2 separate regions of the Homo sapiens genome follow, and region 2 is linked to region 1. A link is an interaction called in ENCODE POLR2A ChIA-PET data of the cell type or tissue named here. Cell type or tissue: K562. All regions are shown on one strand.

Evidence for each region. ChIA-PET counts read pairs that join two places held together with the same protein. Peaks named below come from ENCODE experiments on the same cell type or tissue, not always from the same donor. Only the 100,000 strongest peaks of a DNase experiment are listed, where the experiment ranks them.
Region 2: POLR2A ChIA-PET joins it to region 1 with 6 read pairs; 2 of 35 experiments call an interaction of 5 or more read pairs at or near these places.

The regions. Positions count from the first base shown.
Region 1 is chr5:43,221,932-43,224,431 of GRCh38, reverse strand. The region is part of intron 1 of NIM1K (NIM1 serine/threonine protein kinase); the gene reads right to left. Among named protein-coding and RNA genes, the nearest start is that of NIM1K, 31 kb to the right of the region's middle. In K562, no CTCF peak of the experiment used is centred here; a DNase peak (open chromatin) is centred at 1,157.
Region 2 is chr5:43,611,816-43,614,315 of GRCh38, reverse strand. It overlaps NNT (nicotinamide nucleotide transhydrogenase), which reads right to left. Exons shown (of 22, transcript NM_182977.3): 3 at 1,179-1,408. Among named protein-coding and RNA genes, the nearest start is that of NNT-AS1, 9.8 kb to the right of the region's middle. In K562, no CTCF peak of the experiment used is centred here; no DNase peak of the experiment used is centred here.

The sequences.
Region 1 (2,500 bases):
TTTGCTCTTGTTGCCCAGGCTGGAGTGCAATGGCACAATCTCAGCTCACTGCCACCTCTGCCTCCCGGGTTCAAGCGATTCTCCTGCCTCAGCCTAACAAATCTTAATTGTACAAATGAACTGTACTTCAGGGGTCCAAGCAATGCAGGTAGATTATGGGACACTTCGACTGGGGGTGTTAGGGGTGAGGGGACAGCGCATAGGTTCTTGTATTCAGTGATGAAAATAGGCCGGGTGCGGTGGCTCACGCCTGTAATCCCAGCTCTCAGGGAGGCAAGAGGGGGGAGGATAGCTTGAGCCCAGGAGTTCGAGACCTGCCTGGGCAATATAGCAAGACCCCGTTCTCCAGAAAAAGGAAAAAAAAAACAAAAAGACAAAAAAAAAGTGAAAATAATGTATTCAACCTTTCTACTGTATCTTTCTAATCAATGGATTTTTTTTTAACCCTCAAAAAAGAATCTTTCATGATGCTGCTATTTTTGCACAATAAAACAAACGAGGGACAGTCTTTAATTAGTGTTTTAAAAGGCTCATACATTCACATTAGAAACATCACCTTTGATGCCTTTGATTCCTGAGCCCATTGATCTGCCAAAGCACTGAAATCTCAGGCAGGAATTCATTTATATCAACCTAATTTGAAACAAAAGCAGCTGCTTTCCTGCCCTCTGAATTATCCATCTAGGGGCTCAAAGGTTTCCCACCTATCAGATTTTCTTCTCTGTTCTGGTAACCTCTGGAGTGAAGCTGATTTTTCAAAGGCAGAAAACAGCTCTTTGCCATGGTAATCATTTAACAAAAGGAAAGTAACATTAATAAGAAGAGAGCTGTTGGTTCTTAATAGCTCAAGCTGTATGATAGATATGTACGTACATGGCTGTTACTATGAAAATGTCTAGGTAGTAAGGCAATGTGGAAAATGAGATATCCAAAATTTTATTGAAATTTAGAGGATAATCTCAATGAACTATTCTGGCCCTTAATAATTATGTCAATAACAGTTAGCTCTTATATAACACATTTTATGTGGTAGGCATTATTCTAGATACTGTATGTGTATTAACTATTTAATCCTTACAAGAATTTTAGAAGGTAGGTGCTAATATATCAGGTTTACAGAACAGGGAGCTTTAGTCAGCACAAGGAGATGCTATCAGGTGACTCTCCCCAGCTGGGATTCAAGCCCAGGCAGGGAGGCCCCAGCCTCAGGGTTCTTAAGCACCACTGTGTGCTATATAGTTATTTCCTGAATGTTTTTATAACAACCTAACTTTTTTTTTTTTTTTTTTTTTTGAGATGGAGTCTCGCTCTGTTGCCACGGCTGGAGTGCAGTGGCACGATCTCGGTTCACTGCAACCTCTGCCTCCCAAGTTCAAGCGATTCTCCTGCCTCAGCCTCCGGAGTAGCTGGGATTACAGGCATGCACCACCACGCCAGGCTAATTTTTGTATTTTTAGTAGAGATGGGGTTTCGCCGTGTTGGTCAGGCTGGTCTCAAACTCCTGACCTCGTGATCTGCCCACCTCGGCCTCCGAAAGTTCTGGGATTACAGGCGTGAGCCACTGTGCCCAGCACAATCTAACATTTTTTTAATGTCCAGGATTTAATACTTGGTATAAGGTAAGCTGAACACTTTGATATATGCTGTCTCTAGCCTGCTACAAAGCAGGCTTTCTTTTTTCTTTTTTCTTTTTTTTTTAAGGGACAGGCTCACTCTGTCGCCCAGGTTGGAGTACAGTAGCAAGATCATAGTTCACTGCAGCCTCGAACTCCTGGGCTAAAGTGATCCTTCAGTCTCAGCCTCCCAAGTAGCTGGGACTAAAGGCATTCACCACCATGCTCGGCTAGTTTTTTTTCTTCATTTTTTGTATAGATGGGGTCCCTCTGTGTTGCCCAGTATTGACTTTGACTCTTGGGCTTAAGCAATCCTCCCACTGCGGCCTCCCAAAGTGCTAAGATTACAGGTGTGAGCCACCACACCTGGCCCAAAGTAGGCTTTTGATAAATGTTTCAGGGGTGAATGAATGAGTAAATAAATGTGGAATACCACAGGTTTTCTCTCAGTTGCCTTAGTCTATCACTAATAGTTTTCTTCTCTCTCTTCTCACTGCCCACCCAGCAACCCACCAATTTGATTATTATAAATTCATCCTGTCTTTCCTCTGCTCTGTCCTAAACCATAAGATCGTATTTCTCACCCTTCAGTGATTGGACATCCTGCTCAGAATTCACAAAGGGAGCTGACAATCCCCTGGGGAATGTGGGACATAAGGCAAGGCCAGAACTTTTTCACAAACAAAATAGATGGCCTCAGGACCTCAGAAGCAGCACCAGTATAGAGCCATAATAGACACTGAGTGAGCCAGAGGTAGTGTCTGTCCACTTGGAAAGCAAAGGGACTGAAACTCTCATGCCTCCTCCTCCAAGATCTGCACTAACCACAGAATGCTTCATCCGTTTATTCAACATTTACTGAGCATCTACTACATGCTAAGCACTGT
Region 2 (2,500 bases), 390 kb before region 1:
TGTTAATGCTAGTACTGTATAAAGTCATACAATATTCTATGTTATAGGATTTCTGAGCACACCATTAACTGCTTATATACATTGTGAATCCCTAAAAGGAACACATAGCACTTCCAAAATGTAAGCACACCCTTATAGGGCTTTTTCAAGACATCTCAAAAGATGATCCCTAGAATATATATGAGAATGAATTATACTCTTCTTTTTTCTCTAAGTAATTTTACTATATATCTAGCTATATCACCAAGTATTTGTAAACTTAAACCTTTAAAAAGCTTTAGCTGAGTTACAGTTAACCCCCATGCCACAAATTTTACTATTAACTTTCAATAGCAAAAATTGGTTTTGTAACTTTAGCAAAAACCACCTGTCAAGTGTTAGGATCCTGTCAAGTTATTCAGTGGGCTTTATGTAAGGAAATAAAAAAACTATGTGATTGATACCTCATAGAAATTAATGTAGAAAAAAGCTGTATCTCCTGAAAAAATGAGTTACTTCCCTGTTTGCTTTGGTTGCAGGAGGCTTAGCATTTAATTTAATGCTCAACTCTAGTTATCATCTGTGCTAGACCCTTGATACAGTCTCTCCCCCTTTCTCTAAAGGATTTTTTATTTAATATTTTAATTCTCAAGTCATTTAGTATATAGATTTCTGTTATATATTACCTTAAGAACTTATTTTAGAGTAGGTAAAGCTACTCGCCACTCAGCCCAAAGCTGCTTTCTCCAAAATAGTCATGCCCTCTCTAGAAATAGCACGTATGTCAGTGTAAGTCATTGCGCCTTCAGGTGTCAGAAGATCACTGAACATTTAGTCCCAGACTAAGTTCCATACCTTCTTTCCATTCTAGCAGTAAATGTTCACGTGTGGGTACTCTGGATATATATGGACCATGTAGAACAAATTTTTCCTAGCCAATTAAAAGAAAATGTCCATATAGCAAATGTAAAAATGAAGATCACTTTTTCTCTCCTCATGGTTAAACATAGATCATATTGTCTGATAAAAGTTTTACTGGAGCATGAAGAATATGACGACATGCAGTCATTTCTTTGAGAAAAATACACTGTTTGAAAATAGGAAAAGGTGTAACTCCAGATAAAGTAATTTAATTTTTCTATGAAAAGATTTCAAAAAGTCAGCATGCTGTAAATGGGAGAGGAAAAAGGAATAATTACTTTGACCACCAAATCAGAAGCCAGCACTTCCTTTGCCCCTTGGATTTGGGCACCTGCCACTCTATAGTGATCATCTGAGAACTTGGAAGCTTCGCCCGCACCCGATTCCACGACAACATTAAAACCCTGCTTGACCAAGTTCTGAACACCAGCAGGAGACAATGCCACTCGCTTCTCATTTTGGAATATCTCTTTGGGGACTCCAACAGTCAGTTGCTTATATGGAATTCCTAGAAACAAGCAAAGGCAAAAAAAATATATATTTGGTAAAAAAACAAACAAAAAATGTTTAAAAACAGATTTCAGAAAATTGAAAGGAGCAATCTTTTCTTCAAAATATACCACACATGCAAGCTGCTGTTCAGAATGATGTTCCTGATTCATACTTATAATTCTTTGACTTTTGTGGTAGATTATAAGAAACTTTTATGCCTACTCTTCTGAAACTTCTAAATATTTTATTTAATCAATTGGCTTTCTTCAAGGAATATAACAAGCTTAGTTGATTTGTAGGAGAAAAAAAAATGGGTTTAGAGATCCCTCCACATGCTGACTCCATTCTTCAAACTAAGGGCAAGGTTATGGTCTCCTTGCCCTTACTTTTAACAAAATTGGAAGTAATTAGCTATTTTGAAGAACAACTGTATCCTAGACACTTTGATGGCCTGCCACACTCAAAGTTCCCTTCCAGGCAATTTGGCCACACACAATGCCTCATAAATTTCTAAGTGTTGTATCTTAAGACTCTACACACTCAGCCACTTAGACAAGGGATCAGCAACTGTGTCAAGGACAATCATCTACAGGGCAGACAAGGAAAACTAGCAGCTGCACCTTATAAGATGACTTAGACAGGAACTCTGTCCAAGGACGCTCTATGTTGGCCAGTGACTACTCAACCCACTGGGTTCTCTCTCAAGGAGTTTAAATGGGAGACCCACAGAGAGGGACAAGGAGAGTAGATCAGTGCAAATATTATTTGTAAGCACAGCTATGAGGTAATCAAAGGGAGGTCAGCAGTAACAGTGATAGAAACATCAGTAGTAGATATTTAAAGAGAGAAGATGGGTCACAGCCATGAATTCTACAAATAACATTCCACTTATCCAAGGAGTAGATGGGGGGTTTCTGGGCTCTCACACTTGCCAAGAATCCACATAGCAAACCCTCATCACAAAATATAATCTGATGTGATTCTGTTCCTTGCAACCCAAAAAAGCCTATATAGTACAATCTTATATTTAGATATGGTTCAGACCATCTTTAGCTACAGGACATCAGTTTCTCCTGATGTTTTACTTAATATGCAGCATAAACATTTT